2 separate regions of the Mus musculus genome follow, and region 1 is linked to region 2. A link is a loop called in an ENCODE intact Hi-C map of the cell type or tissue named here. Cell type or tissue: heart. All regions are shown on one strand.

The links. A loop is a pair of places that touch in the nucleus more often than their neighbours do. Peaks named below come from ENCODE experiments on the same cell type or tissue, not always from the same donor. Only the 100,000 strongest peaks of a DNase experiment are listed, where the experiment ranks them.
Region 1: it touches region 2 in a loop (5-fold over the local background); 18 of 42 quality-filtered maps call a loop at or near these places.

What each region holds. Positions count from the first base shown.
Region 1 is chr1:13,585,800-13,593,799 of GRCm38, forward strand. It overlaps Tram1 (translocating chain-associating membrane protein 1), which reads right to left and starts at 4,111. Exons shown (of 11, transcript NM_028173.5): 1 at 3,801-4,111. The coding sequence starts at 3,923. In heart, a CTCF peak has its summit at 4,225 (motif pointing left); DNase peaks (open chromatin) are centred at 3,662 and 4,212; H3K4me3 peaks cover 2,537 bases; H3K27ac peaks cover 2,248 bases.
Region 2 is chr1:13,655,453-13,663,452 of GRCm38, forward strand. Lactb2 (lactamase, beta 2) reads right to left here and starts at 5,057. Exons shown (of 7, transcript NM_145381.2): 1 at 4,877-5,057. The coding sequence starts at 4,998. In heart, a CTCF peak has its summit at 4,509 (motif pointing left); a DNase peak (open chromatin) is centred at 5,099; H3K4me3 peaks cover 1,654 bases; H3K27ac peaks cover 1,927 bases.

The DNA.
Region 1 (8,000 bases), 70 kb before region 2:
TCTGGCTTCTAGCTGGCTTAGCATGTGACATTAGGCAGGAAGAGAGGAGAAAAAAATAGGACCTATACTCACAGAAGAATGTATAGAGGAAATCAACCTTCTTGCCCTTCCCACTTCCCCAAACGTCACCTTTCATCCAGCAATGCTGCATTCGGCAAGTTAGCAGTAGGGCTCATTGGTTCATACTCTAAACATACCACCCTGACGCTCACTGCACCAAAAAGCAAAAATAGCCCTTTGGGACATTTATCTACTATCTACTTTTAAGAAAGAAAAAAGTGAAATTAATTTAGATATATCTTACATAGGTTACTACATTTAATGAGAGATCCAAGTCTTCATATGAAAAGTCATAAAATTTCAGTGGGTTTTTTTTTTTTTTTGAGTGGCTATCATTTGGAGGCTTGGTGTCTGATGTTATAAAGATGAGACATATTCTGTACTGTTAGAGGTAGGCATGATTACTGTATACACTGGATTCATGAAGGGTAAATGAATTTCTATCAAATTCCACTTTTCCATTAGTTTCTATAAATTTTTTTTCAAGACATACAGAAATGCCATTAAGAGAAGCTCTGTTTAAAAAGAAAACTTGCGGGATTAGTGGTTAAGAGTACTTGCTGCCTTTCCAGAGGATCCAGGTTTGATTCCTAGCACTCACATGGCAGTTCCCAACTGTCTAACTGTCCAGAGGCCCTGAGACCCTCTTCTGACCTCCAGGGCACCAGGCACACAAGCTGTGCACAGACATGCATGCAGGTAAAACATCCATACATGTAGAAAATTTAAAATAAAAACTAAAAACAAACAGCAATAAAACATGTGGGTCAGTGGAGAAAGGTCCCTGCTGTCATACCTGCTGATCTGAGTTCAACCCTAGAACACATATGTTGAGAGAAGAGACCTGACTCCCGTAAGTGCTCTGATCTCTACACATGTGCTATGGTGCAAAGGTCTGTGTGTGCAAGTGTGCACACGTAAATCTAGATATAAAGTTAGATCCCTGTGTATTCCTGCAGACCCCTGGCCAACCTCCCACAGGCCCTCCTTTCAGAACTAGTCTGTGAACCTCTTTTTACTCTTCCATATTATCCCTCCTAGCAAGCTTCCAGAGTACTCTTACATCTTTTTTTATTGTTCAATTTTTCCTACTTTAAATACAAAACCACTATTAGTATTTTTGCATTCTGAAGACAACACTGACTGTGAAAAGAAAACATTATTTACAAGATTTGTATCATAAAGTTTTTAAAGTCAAATATTTCCCTCAAACAGATTACTTCTTCCTCAACCTTGAGAGAGGGAGAGAGAGACAGACAGACAGACAGACACACACACACACAGTCACTAAAACTTTTGTCATCTGTTTTCCAACCTGGATGAACTACTAAGGACTAGCCATAAACTGAGAGAGGCAATATGCAGATCAGTTAACTTAAAGTCTTTGGATAACCCATTTAGACAGAAGGAAACTCAAGTTCGCATATTCCCTAACTTGAATCAGCTACAGAGTGCAGGCTTCTAGAGTATTCCCAAGCGCTTGACTGTTTGGCTGGTAACACACCTAATTTATTTATTTACCACAAAGCCTCTAATATTTCCTCAGTATTCGTCCACAAAAGGCTTAGTAGTTCCACAAAATACCATCCTCGCTCTTATTTCAGCACACAGGCACGCTGTACTTCTAAGTTAGACTGAGATTAAGTAGCAATTATTTTCAAAGTCACACACCAAAGCCCACGCTGTCAGTTTCTCCTGCCCCTGAACGACGAGCGTGCGTCGTTACCATATGGTCAAGGAGAATAAGTGACCTGCACGAGCTGCTCTGCTCGGCTCACCATTTTAACAGCACACCTTTCTGGAGTGATTTAAAAGCTTCTAGTTAGCATTAAAGCATCCACTTACTGTCAGAAACCTTTAATCCGGCACACAGAAGGCAGAGGCAGGTGGTTCTTGTGAGTTTGAGGCCAACCTGGTCTACATTAATAAATTTCAGGATAGCCAGGACAACACAAAAAGTCTCTACCTCCAAAAAAAAAAAAAAAAAAAGTCACTAATGTAATAGTGACCATCCTAGAAAAATAGGGCAGAAGTTTATATAAAAACTGAGGTTGTGGCATTTCTAAGTGTCCAGACTTCTGCTGTCAATTTTCCTTCCCTTACAGCCTGTGAGTATGCTCAGCAGATCAGCACACCTCTGAAGGCAGGGGCTGTCAGGATGAGAAGCGGAGGTGAGCAGTGGTCTTCAGAGCTAGAATTCACTATGTAGTTGCCACTGGATTTGAATTCACAACTCTCCTGCATATGGTGACAAATGCCTACTGGCCACGTCCATGAGGTACCTTTAATACTATAGCAAGAAAACAGTTTTCACAAATTCAGAGATTACAAACATACATTGTGTATGTTGCTTATAACTGAACCCAGAGCCATACTTCTGAGCCACGCAGAAGCAATAGAGCACCAAGCACTAAAGACTCGAGGTACAGGTCAGCCATAAAACTCCTAGATTCACGCTACAACCAATAATCAAAGCAAGCATTTACTACAGGGCCACAATCAAACCCTAGATATGTAAATACCACCCACTCATATAATACTGTCAAACTTCTCTAAGCCGAATTACCTGATTCCTCAAACGGCAGCTGTGAGGCCTGTACAAGCGATGTAAGGGAGGATGAACAGCGTATCTGAGTTGGGTTATCTAGTAAGCGTTCTGACTAGTTCTATTTGCCCTTCACCCTGCAACCCTCCTTAGTTAAGTGGCTACAACCATCTGTGACACTATCAAGAACAAGAAGTACTTACATGTAGATTCAGAAAAGACTTTTGGAAGAGAAAAAACATCATATAACATAGAAAATTATCTAATGACACCAAATTGGCTCCATGGAAAACAAAAAACAAAATCGTAATCACTTTTCATCACTGGCTGTCTCATTTCATTAGTTCCTTGCTTTCAACTCAAACCTTTAAAGCTCGATTCTTCACAGCGGAAAAAGACTAGTAAAAATGGATGACAAAATATTTATCCTCACTAGGTTACATGCCAGGGAGAGAGGAGACAAAATGGTAATCATCAATATATCAATATATTTAATGAGACTCAGTGGCTTACAGATAAAAAAAAAAAAAATGGAAGGGGGAGGGGAGTGGGCGGAAGTACTGAGGAAGGTGGAAAAAAAAAAAAAACCCGTAGGATGTTACAGGTTCACCTTGCAAACTTTATTACCCACATTCAACAGCTGTTAAATAAGTCATCAAAATACTCAGATCTGTGGGAAGAGAATTTACACACTCCTGACAGTCTCATCGCCTCTGCTTCAAGAAAGGAAATCGCTCAACTCCTCAACACAGCTGTTGCGAGCCTCGCATCGGGATCAGACCCGATGCTCCGGGAACCCAGAGTCCAGAGCCCAGGCGGAAAGTTGGACGAGCGGCCGTCGGCGGGCAGGGGGCCACCGGGTTCGAACACCCGGTCCTCGCCCTCCGCGCAGGCAGCGGCCGAGGCCGTGGGTCGGGGTCGAGCAGGGGTCCCTGTTAGTCATCCGGCCCCGCTGCCCCGGCCCCGGGTCCGCCCATCGCGCAGGGCCAGCACGGCCGCGCCCGCCACCCCCGCCGGCCCCTCGCCGGCTGCCACGTAACCCTTCGCGGGAAGCAGGAACTGCGCGGCGCGGGAGGGGGCGGCGGGCCGGACCGGGCCAGGGCTGCAGGGCCGCGGGGGGCTGCGCAGCTCCGGCCGGGTACGCTAGGGTCGGCGGGCCTGGCCAGGGGTCCGGGGTCCGGGAAGGAGGGCTCACCTCGAACATAAGCCCCAGCAGGAAAAGCATCGCCAGGCAGGAGACGATGTCCGCGTGATTCTGCAGCAAGAATTCGTGGCTCAGCAGCGGCGGGTTCTTGTTGCTCTTCTTGCGAATCGCCATGGTGGAGCCGCCGCCTGTGCCTGCAGGTGCTTCCTCCGCCCCGCTCCGAGCTCTCGGCTGCTCACCGCCGCGCCGCCGCCTCCCGCTGGCTGCTCCGCACAGCCCCGCCGCAGCCGCTCGCTGGGGCTTCACTTCCCATCCCACAGCCAGTACGCAGCCGCCGGGGCGGCCCGAGAAAAAAAAAAAAAAAAAAAAAAAAAAAAAAAAAAAAAAAAAGGCCAGCCTGCAGCGGTGGCGAGCATGCGCACCAGGAAGAAACCGCGCGCTCGCGCCGTGGCCGCACCTGGTGGCCCACAGCGCCCCCTGTGGGCTGGAGGTCGCGGAACGCGAGTGGCGCGCGGAGGTTTCGCGCTGGGAGTTGGGAGTCGTTTGGGGCGCGAGCTTCCTGGGAATGGTTCATACCTTCGCGTGCTGCTGCAGCATGCACGGCTGCTGGGTGCCTTCGCGCCCTCCCGACCCACCCTGGCCTTGGTGCTACCACGTTCCACACTTGTTGGCCACTTGTGTAAGCGATAGCCACCGTCTAGAAAATTTGGAAAAACGAAGTAGCCTGCTTGTTCAAGGGCTTTTCGCGAGTTTGAGCCTTCCAACGTTGCTGTGGATGAGCTAGTGGTTGACTCCTGTAGTCCCATTGTTTGGGACGCTGAGGCAGGAGAAGTGCTCTGAGTTTAATACCATCCAGGGCTACATAGAAGCATCTTGTTTCTAAGTCAAAAATCAAAAACCAAAACCAAACCAAACCAAAAATCCCCTAAGTGTTAAACGCTTGCTTACCTCAGAGTTAAGCTCTTTTCTGTCCTGTCCAACTCCCCGGTCCCCACTGGAAGTTTAGATTTACTTGTTACATGGTATTAACACTACTTAGGAATCCCAAGAAATCGTGAAAAGGGATCCCTTGCCAAATCCTCCACTCTCCTACTTCTGTTTAACCCGGGGTATTTATTTTTTTCTGAAAAAGTGCACTACTTGCCCAGTCCAGAAGCTAAAATCCTAGGTTGCATCTTTTTATTAGCCTTTTGACATCTAATATAGCACCAAATCCAGGCAATTCAGTCTCTTTCCCTATTCCCACCGCTATAGTATAGCCAGGAGGGGGCCTGGCCTGGAATATTACATTTCCAGTGTAATCATGGTAGTTTAAAAAGGTGGTTACTGCCGGCAGTGGTCACACGGGCCTTTAATCCCAGTACTTGGGAGGCATAGGCAGGCGGATTTCTGAGTTCGAGGCCCGCCTGGTTTATAGAGTGAGTTCCAGGATAACCAGGACTACACAAAGAAACCCTGTTTTGAAAAATCAAAAAAAAAAAAGTGGTTATTGCGTCAATTTATTATTATGCTCAACTTATTGCCTGTGTTTCTACAGACAAGTTACTTCTATGAGGCTCAATTCCCTTACTTATGTATCCATTGGCTCAACAAGTAAGGATAGAGAGTTGACCTAGTAGAAACTTCACTGGGGATTCAGAACATAAGGGAAATGTCAAATTAACTGATCATTATGGGCTTACATTCTCATGCTGGAGAGAGAATCTTTTTAAAATATTTTAAAAGTGCAATGTGTTAAGTGGAGCTGAAGCACCAGGAGGAGAAGCTTAGGACAGCTGACGAGGAAGCAAAGCCAGTAGGTTTCATTTGTTGGGAGGGTGATGGCGTCCACCTCAATTATCCAAGGGGCTTCTTCAAGGCTCAAGAGAGCGGGGCACTAGACTTAGCTATTATTTTCCTTTCTGGTTAACATTGTGTTTTACTTAGTTCCAGGTCAGTTCCCACTTGCTCCCCATCTAGAATGTTCTTTGTGAAAGCACTGTTCTTTCCTGTTTTCTCCTTTTCTTTCATGGAAAACTATCCTTTCATGATCTGGTCCTGCTTGCCCAAAACAGGCTTGGTCTTGTCCTTCAGTCTCCCCCACTCCTGACTCTGATTTGCATTGCGGAAGACTAAGAAGCTATGGCATGCTTTCCCAAACTCCTTTCTGCCTTTGTGTCATTTTTTGTCTTTGTCTGGAACATTTTCTTGTCTTCTCTACCTAGCAGAGTTTGTGGTTCCTTCAAGTCTTCACAGATACCAAGGCTGACCAAACCAACCTGATCTTATGATCACACTATATTCTAACAGAGCTTGGATATAAAAATTATAGAGTTCACTAATTTAAGGTGTATGTTCCTATTGGCTATCATGTATTTACAGAGTTGCACAATTGTTAACACAACCTTAGTATGTGTATATTTAATCCCCAAAAGAAACCTTGTACAGATTACCTGTACAGTGTTACTGTTCTGATGTTAAATGTTCCCCAAAACTGTGTATTAAAGCTTCATCCAGGGCTGATGGGCTATTGTGAGGTAATAGAAGCTCTGGGCAGTGAGGTCATGCGGGAAGTACGTCCTTGGGGGCTTCCTACTTTTGTTGCTTTTTTTTTTTTTTTTTTTTTTTTTTTTGTATTTTAGATTGGGTCTTACTCTTTTAACTCAAATTGGTCTCAAACTCTATAGGGTCCTGCGACTTCAAACTCACTGCAGTTTTCTTGGCTCATCCTCCCGAATGTTGAGATGATAGCTCTGAACCACTAAGCCTGGCTGGGCTGGGAGTATGGCGGCTGCCTTTCCTACATCCTTGACTTCCTTTGCCTCCAGGACTCTCTCTCTCTCTCTGTCTCTCTCTTTCTCTCTGTCTCTCTCTCTGTCTCTCTCTCTCTGTCTCTGTTTCTCTCTGTCTCTGTTTCTCTGTCTCTGTTTCTCTCTCTCTCTCTCTCTCTCTCTCTCTCTCTCTCTCTCTCTCTCTCTCTCTCTCTCCTTCCCTCCCTCCATCTCTCTCTCCTGGATAGGCAGCTGCTTTATTCCCTCCCATCCCTGGTGGTGGTCACCATGAGGTGGCCATGATGAGTGGGGCCAAGCAACCACAGACTAGAACCCCTGCAAATGTCATCAAGAATGAAAGGAAATATATTCCTTTATGTTGTCTCTACCAGATATTTATTTGCCACAATGACAGAAAGCTGATGAACCTACCCATTTTTTTTATGAAGTGGCAATGCTGTATTCTGGCTGAAAATCTGTCTTCTGGAGGACTAGACCAGTGTTCTTTGCATTGCTTCTCCTGTGAGCTGGTGCTATATTGTCAAGTTTTCTTTTTAGATCAGCTCTTTCTTATGGGGCTCTGGGTGTACTTTTGCTCACAGACATTTATCTGCCTGCTTCTGTCTCCTGACTGCTGGGATTAGAGGAATGTGCCACCGCATTCGACCTTTAAGATTTAATTGAAATTTATTGAAACAGCCAGTTTCATTGAAAAAGACTTTCCATAGACTAGAATGAAACTCTGACAAATTTTACCAAAGAGCCAAATATCAAAAATTACTTGAAATATATGCTTCAGATATACTAATCTTGAGCATGTGTAAGGGGGACTTTGTAATGCATCAATCAAGTCTTGCGTACGAGTCTGTGAGCAAGATTTTTCTTCTTAGAGTTCATACCTGGAATAGAAGAACATAAGCAAGTGTGTGACTTCTCTTGTTATGTCATGCAATGCATGGTCAAAGCAGTGTAAGGAAAGGGGCTTATTGTGGTTCCTGGCTTAGAGGATGTAGTCTGTCATGGTGAGGAAGTCGTGTGAGCAGTCAGGAAGCAGAGAGATGCCTTGCCAGTTGGTTGTGGTTTGCATGAGAAATGCCCCTCCACCCCCACCCCCCTAGTGTCAGGCATTTGGTCCTTGGTTGCTGGCATTGTTTGGATTGGTTTAGGAGATATGCGTTGCTGGAAGAAGTGTGTCAGGGAACAGGCTTTGAGATTGTACAGTCATCTCTCTCTCTCTCTCTCTCTCTCTCTCTCTCTCTCTCTCTCTCTGTTTTGCATTTATGGCTGAGATGTGGTTTCTCTACTTCCTGTTCTTGCCACCATGCCTGCTGCTTGTTGTCTTGTCTCCCTGCAGTGATGGACTCTTAGCCCTCTGGAACCATAGTCAAAATAGACTCATCTTTTTGTAAGTTGCCTTGGTCATGGTGCTTTATCAGAGCAACAGGAAGTAAGTAAAACAGCGCTCTCTCTCTCTCTCCCTCTCTCTCTCTCTGCCTCTCTC
Region 2 (8,000 bases):
GGAGGAGGAGAGTGACATTGTGATGAATCTTTACTGAGGAGACAGCTGGATAGACTTCAGAAGTATACTGTAAACTCCTCCGCAAGTGGGCACACTGGCTGGAGGGAGCGTATGGCCCTACCAAGTGAATCCTTAGGGCCTGCAATGGCTTAAAGGACTTTTAGAAGGCATAAGTAATAGGACCTGCAGGAAAGGGAAAAGGTCAATCACTTGGAGCCTTCTAGGTGGAGCACTGGGTATGCCATTAGACAGGAGACACGACAGGCAGTTCAGAGGTGAGCTTGCCTTGTGAATTTGACATTCCGCATTATTTACACAACATACAGGAATACATCAATTTCCTTTCAGCACTATACAAACATGAGCCCCGGAGGGCAGGAAGCTTGCTTGTTTGGCTTAGAGGAGTTCATTGATGTATTTCTACATTTGGAAAGCCTGGCCCACTGTACATTTAGTCACACTAAAGTTAAAACACACAGAACTAGATCGTGAAACACCCCCTAGGCCATGATTCTAATTATTTGTTTATTTATTTTTGCTGTCTCTGTGTTTGTGTGTTTTAAAATGTTATTCCAAATTCTTACTGCTCTTTAACTAGCTTGGACTACTTTTGGTCTCTGAAGGCCTTAAGGTCTTTAAAAGGAATCTTTCCATGCCTTGTATCATGGTCCCTTATCAACACATTTAAACCACTGCCTTGCCCTCCTCCTAAGAAGCAGCTTTGAAACATCTGACACTGAATTTAAAATGTTATAGTCCAGACTATATCATAGTGACCAAAAGTTATAACAAAACCAACAGAGCGAATAAACAGGTTTACACTTTAGCTGACACAGAACACAGATCTTTTGGAATGCCTGTGTTGTCTCTTTGCAGATCAAAGTCTGAGTAAAAAGCCTCTTGGGGGTTGAGAAAGTGGCTCCCAGGCCTTTGCAGTTTTTTGTTTGTTTGTTTTCGGTAGCCTAACCAGTTCTAGCAAAGGAAGGACTCTTGGATAGAGGCTAACAGGACTTCTCCAAGGCCTGGCACAAACACAGCCTGCTCAGAATGGAGCAGTAACCAGAGGCTATAAATTGAAGGAAAAAAAAGAAAGAGTTTGAACAACTATTAAGGAGGAAAATATAACACAGCATTTTAGAACTAAACTCATATTTATTATAACTTACTCTTCATATCAACTCCAGGGAGTTTATTGCAATATTTTGTAGAGAAACATGGCTTGAGACAGGCTAAGTGATTTATCCCAGGTCTTTCAGGCTTATACAAGGTCCAACGATGGGGGACAGCACTACTTTAGCTAGCACTGAAATCATTCCTCATGGCATAATGCCTCAGCTCTAGATTAGAAAACTAGTTCTGGTCATTCGCTGTGTAATGTCCAAGCACAGTTACTGTGAGGTTCAGTCATCTCTGAGTGTGTGGATCACTCCACTACCTACAGTCATAGACGGCAGCCCTACATCAGGAGGTCTCTTTGCAAATGCAAGCTGTATTCATAAAGAGCTCAAGAGAACACTGTAGATGGATCTGCAGAGGCCTAGGAGTGATTCATTAAGCAGAACTCAGTGCCCGGAACAATTCAGACACATGATCTGTTATATGAATAGAGAAATACTCAACTGAGTTAGTAGAATCAATTGTTTTATAGGAATTTTATATTAATGAAATATTATATCAATATTCAGATATCTATTAACTGCCCTTTGTCCATTTTGCTGTCACTCACCCAAAACCATCGGCACTGTTGACCACCTTACACTATGAGCCTAGTGTTAATGTAGTACAAGGAAGCAGAAGCTATAACCAACACTGTAATGCGCTTTCCTCAGGATTAAATTTTGTTTTTAATACTTTTATTGAGATTTCATTGTGTCTGCATAATATCCCTATGAAAAAGATCTTATATAATTCATTGTATAGATAAAAGACCATGTTAGTGAGATAATTATCTCACCCCAAGTCTCACAAGCGAGGAAACAGTCAAGATTCTAAAGCAGGCAAAGGTGGTTGACCAGAGTGTCCAACCCTAGTTGATGCATCTACAATACAACCCCAACATGTAGGGTTGGAGAATACTGAGGAAGGTGGCTGGGGAGACTTGTAAAAGCAAGAGAATCAGGATGTCTGCTCCAAGACAGTGTTTTCCACATACAACACTCATGAAATTTCAACCATATGATCGCTGGCTAAACAAGACCTGAAAAATGACAATAGCAGCTGACATGCTAACATGGATGGAAGAAGTCTCACAAGGCTGCAGCCCTAGAGAAAGAGCTACAGGCAGTCAATGGTGCTGGGAAGAATCAGTGAATCCTCCAGGGAGCCCCCACCCACACACACACCATAGTAAGTGGTCAGTCCTAAACAGATGCATAGGAGCAATAAAGAAAGCACTCAGCAGGTGGTGTTTATATAATTATATATGTAACCATGACACTTACATAAAAGAGTCCACGAATCGGAGAGAAGTTGGAGGAAGGACAGGGAGGAACAAATCCTATAAATACAGTACTCAAAATACGAAGTTCTCAAAGTAATATCCACACTGAAAATAGCTTAAATTATACGGCCCTTTCTTCTGCTATAGTACACAAAATCTGTCCTCAAAGTCATTTAGACAGGGAAGGTTAGAATTTCAGCCATCAGTGGCTCTTGAACAGAGGAAGACTGTTATATACCCTGGAAAAGACTATTGAGTAAGGGCATTTTAATGTCAGGGTAGGTCTACCAGGGTTTTAGTGAACTGTGATGTCTACAAATTGACCAGAACAAAGGACAAAGGACAGCTAAAGCTGTCAGTACTCCAAGAAGCAAACAAAAGCAAAAATTAAGAGAAAAAAAATGTAAGCAAATATTCAGTAAGGATTCACTATGCCACTTCTGCTGTCCAAGGCTTGGGGCTGGGAATATGAAAATAAACCTTGGCTCATCTTCCATTACAGTGGGATAACCAAGTAGAGAGAGACAGTGGATTTCATACATTACAGACCTTAAACTTAAAACCAAAAACCAAAAACTACAGTTGAGATAAACACCACAAAACCTACAGTGCATTACAATATTGTCTAAGAGGTCAGGGCTAACTTCCACAAGGAACTGACATTTTACGTGAGCTCTAAAGAGTGAGTGAAGTGGAAAAAATCGGAAGAGAACTTAAAGTCTGGAGGGCGAAATATGCCTCATCTGGGACACTAGGAAGGCTGCATGGCTGGGCCAGAGGGTGAACAAGATGGCTGCCTTTGGGAGAATGGGCTGAGGGATAAAAGCAGAGGCAGGTAACCCAGTTAGGAGGTTAGTGCAGACATCTATGCAAGAACTGAATGGGTTAATAGAAGTCAAAACCACATTGCCAAGATGGCTTGGATGTGTGCCAGGAGGAGAAAAATGTTAAGGAGTGTTTAAGCGTTTTGTTTGCTCAAATACAGTGATGGTTCTGTTTATAAGATCAACTCAGGAAGGCCTGTGCTTCACTTTAGTAGGGTTCAGTCTGAAGAGCACAGGTAATGGGGGAGAGTTAAGAAAACACACACACACACACATACACACTCACTTGCACACACACATACGCATGCATGACACACAACTGTAACTGAATAGCATGAAGTTAGGATTGCATTTAGAGAAGTACAAAACTCTGATAAAGATGGAGAATGAGAGACCAGCAGCTAGAGAGGATGTTGTGTCAGCAAGGAGGGATTGGCCAATGAGCCCCAAAGTTAGCAGAAACAGAAGTGTAAAAATGAGTTCAATGATATAGTGCCACCTATCATCTTAGACCTTTTTGTGATGCGGAGCAGTGGACACAAGTCTTGAACATCTGCTTTGGACCCAGTTAATATTTGTTTCTAATCACCCTTTAGTTTGAGTAGCATCATCTGCACGTTAATTATTTTACCATTACTTACTACCTAAAGAGCCTATAAAAATAAAACTATTACTTAAGTACAATATATGATTCCAGTGAACATTTGTGCTTAGCAACTGTTCATCTTAGTAACTTCTTCATCCAGTTTGCATAGAAACCAGCCATCTATTTTAACCCTCGAAGAAAAGCAGGCTGTGTTGAATGTCCTGGAACCATACAGCAAACTCCAGCAGGGCATTCTCCAGGGTTATTCAGACTATTTGCAATTTCCGGCTTAGGTGCTGACTTCAGAATGGGTTTAAAGTGGCACATCGAAGAGATTGTCCTGGGCTCAGACCATACTCTAGAGGTTAGGCACTCTGCTGCTAAAAGCATGCCGGAAGCCTAAAGGTCCCGTACTTTCCCCTGGCCTGATTCACTCTGGGCTAAACCTTTTATGTCTACTTTTAGAGTCCGATGCTTGTAAATATCCTTTACTCTAGAAGAGTTAATATAATAGAGACTTTAAACGCAAACAAGATATGCTTGTCATACACGATTAGTAGAAAAAGCAAGAGTTAGTTTCTCCTACCCACAGGCTGGGTTGCTCTGTCGGGTTTAGACTCCGGTTGAACTAGAAGCAAATTCTGCCCTCTACTGTAAGAGACTGGATTTAGTATAGTCAATTGCTTACAGTAAACTTTTAAGGGCCTAGTTATATGACCCAACCAAGCCTGAAAGTGGCTATGTAGCCTAGGATGGCCTCGTACTGGGGGCGACCTCCTGCCTCTGCGTTCCAAACACTGGATTTCAAGTGTGCACTAACACACAGGCTACGGTAAACTCACTCGGTCACCACCTGCGGGCAGCGAGACAGCAAGTAAACTGTGAGTCAGACTTGGGAAGCCTGTGCTTTTCTTACACCCTCTGTCCTCCGCAGAGCTCGGGGACGCGCTGGGGGCTAGCCTGGCCTCTCGCTGCCTCCCTGCCACGTGACTGCGTGAGCTGCGGGGGCTCGGGGGTGGCGTTTACCTGCTGCCGGTCCCCACCAGGTACGTGTTGGTGCCTTGCAGGGTCATGGGACCCGGGTTGCAGCCCAACACGCGCACCACCCGACTGGACAGCTGCTCGATGCGCTGCAGAGCGGCAGCCATCTCTCTATCTACCTCGGTGACCGCCGGCACCCGAATTCCAAGTCACTCAGCGTGCTGCGACCTCAGGCTCGGAGGGCAGGGCGGCGGTCTCGTGACGTCAGGCCCGGCGCGGATCACGTGGGACTTCGCTCAGTGGCCCGGAGCGGATTGGCGGCCACTATCTTACGACTTGCTGGCACGCCCGTCAGCCAAGTGACGGGGGTGGGGTGGAGGGATGAGTTCGCGGTGACTGTGGCATGAGGTGGCCTGACCCGCCCGCACTGGCCTCAGCCGGCTCCGTCGCTGAGCTTCTTGTGTCTCTGAGCCTTGTTTCCAAGTAGCTTTACATATCCATAAAGAAGAATGCAGTTACTTCATTGAAGTTAACCTCCAGAAGTGGGGGAGGGAAGGTCACAAGCTAGGCAGGTATGGGGAGTATTTACTGAGTCACCAACTTAGGAAGGAATGGCAGGCTGGTGATTTGAAGAATAGCTTACCTTTTACAATAAATGATGGCAACCAATGCTTACTTGTACCTGTGTGCGTCTAGCCAAGGGCCACCTCCGAACATTACTTTTTAATCCTCAACAACAGGAAAAAAAAAAAAAAGTAAAGAAAAGAAAGAAAGAAAATAAAAGCGACTGTGCATATCTGCAGAGGCCAGAAGACAATTTGACAATTTCAGGTGACTCAGGAACTGTGCATACCCTTCACCAGTGTTGACTTGCCACCCAGGCCAGACTGGCCAGCGGTTGACAGCCCCAGAGATTCCCATGTCTCCATCTCCCCAGTACAGGCATTATAAAAATGAGACACCATGCCCCACATTTTTACATAGGTTCTGGGGGATCAGCCTCTGCTTGTCGTGCTTATAAGGCAATCACTTTAATAACTGATCTATCGCCCCAAACCCCATTAGTTATCTACTCTTAAAATCCCACGTAGTTCTTAACTCTTTTTTTTTTTTTTTCGAGACAGGGTTTCTCTGTGTAGCCCTGGCTGTCCTGGAACTCACTTTGTAGACCAGGCTGGCCTTGAACTCAGAAATATGCCTGCCTCTGCCTCCCAAGTGCTGGGATTAAAGGCGTGCGCCACCACCACCCGGCAGTTCTTAACTCTTAACAGGCACAATTTCCCCCCATTTTATAAATGTAAATTGGAGTTTGGGAGAGCCAAGCTCTGCTTCCACTTGTTTTACATGAGCACATGGTGCTATCTGCGCAGAGTGGAGGGGCTTGTTTATCTCCTCTCTATCCTACCCTTGCCAAGGGAAATAGGTTGGTTTAGTGTCCAAGGTGAAAGTGATATAATTGCTCTGTCTTTTCCAATTTTCTCTGCCTTTCCCAATCAGCAAGTATTAAGCATTGCTTCCCACTTTAAAATTTTTAGTTATAAGTTACTTATAAGAAAATGCACAGATCCTAAGATATCCATCAAATTATGATGAATATATACCACAAAAGAGATGTAGAGTGTATTCACTACCTTAGCCTACTCCTTTTAGGAATATGGCTCCTCCAGCAAATGCTGAGGCACACAACCAAGACTGAATTCACTATGTAGAAGAAAAACCTGGGTGGACAGTCTGGGACAACCCAGTAAGGCTGTCTTTCTCTGTGAAGTATGCGACTGCATGCTTACTTGAGTGGAGTCTAGTGCATGGATATATGTTGGTCTGCGTCCGCTGGGCATGGCCTCTTGGAGAGTTTGACTGTGTCTACAGCTGGTGGGATGGGTGCAGTGCTGTAGGGAAGCACCAAGACACAGCTTCAGGGGTGGGAAACCACAGTCTGAGATGTGGGAAAGCTGGAACTGGTTCTGGGGTCCCTGGGCCTGCGATGAGGCCAGGGCTGTGGGTTTCTCAGACTTTTGGACATACATCCAGGCACAGCTGAGAATCAATCACAGAAGAGCCAAGAACAGATTTGGAGGCCCACAGAGTTGGGACCAGTGTCTAATCCAGGGGTGGGGGTGGGGGAGGAGAAAGGGGAGCTCTGGCTTGTCCCATGGGTGATTGTCCTCAGATTGGCAGAGGCAGGCTTCATAGTGGTTGTCATTGGACGTGCAGAGAGGCTTTTTGCAGGAGAATTAAGTTGTGTCTCTGTAGTTGAATGCCTTTTTCATGACTTACTATGGTAGATCTTGATAAAAGAAACAGTTCATGCATGGTTCTAAATAGTTTATTGTCATGGAAGAAAATGAATGCATAAAACCATATCCTACTACTCAGAGTGGAACTGAGATTCAGTGCCTTTTACAGGGAGGAGTGTTTGGGAAGGAAAGCTTATTGGTGAAGCCTTCTGGGCCTCTAGGTACCTCATTAGCATGGAGAACTCTGCTTTGGGCCTATATGACCATAGGACAAGTTTCTTTTAAGTGAGAAGCATGGTGGGTGTTCCAGGCCAGGGGTCTGGCAAGGGCAGGAAGTTGCTTAAGTCTCAGGTGTGTCCACTGAGTCTCTGGGTCTCAACCTGCATAGGTCTCAAACTTCCTGGCATGGTTTTATGTCCCACAGATATTAGGGTCCTAAAAAGTTGAAAGATTTAGAACAAAATTTGAGGTCTCTAAGAGCAATATGTAGAGAATAAGCAAATCAACACGCTGGCACAGATATGGAACCACTGCTTTGTAGAGTAAAAACTAGGCTTCCAGTCACTTGGTGGGACTATTAGTGGAGGATTAGGAGGTGTGGCCTTGCTGGGGGAGGCGTGTCACTGGGCTTGAGCCTTGAGGTTCCAGAAGACTTGTGCGTTTTGAGTTAGTTTCTTTCTGCTTGTGTGCTGAGTTGTGAGCTCCCGTTCTGCCTCTTCCTTGTGTGTTGAGATGTGAGTTCTCAGCTGCTGCCGCAGCCACTTGCCACTATGCTTTTGGTCCACCATTAATGGGCTCTAACGCTCTGGAATTGTGTTGGGAGCTATTAAGACAATGCTATTGTCCTGATCTATGAATTGGGCCTCTCCCCCCAAGAAAAAAAGGGGGTCAAAAGTGGGCCACCGATGCACCGTTCCGAGAACCACAGAATG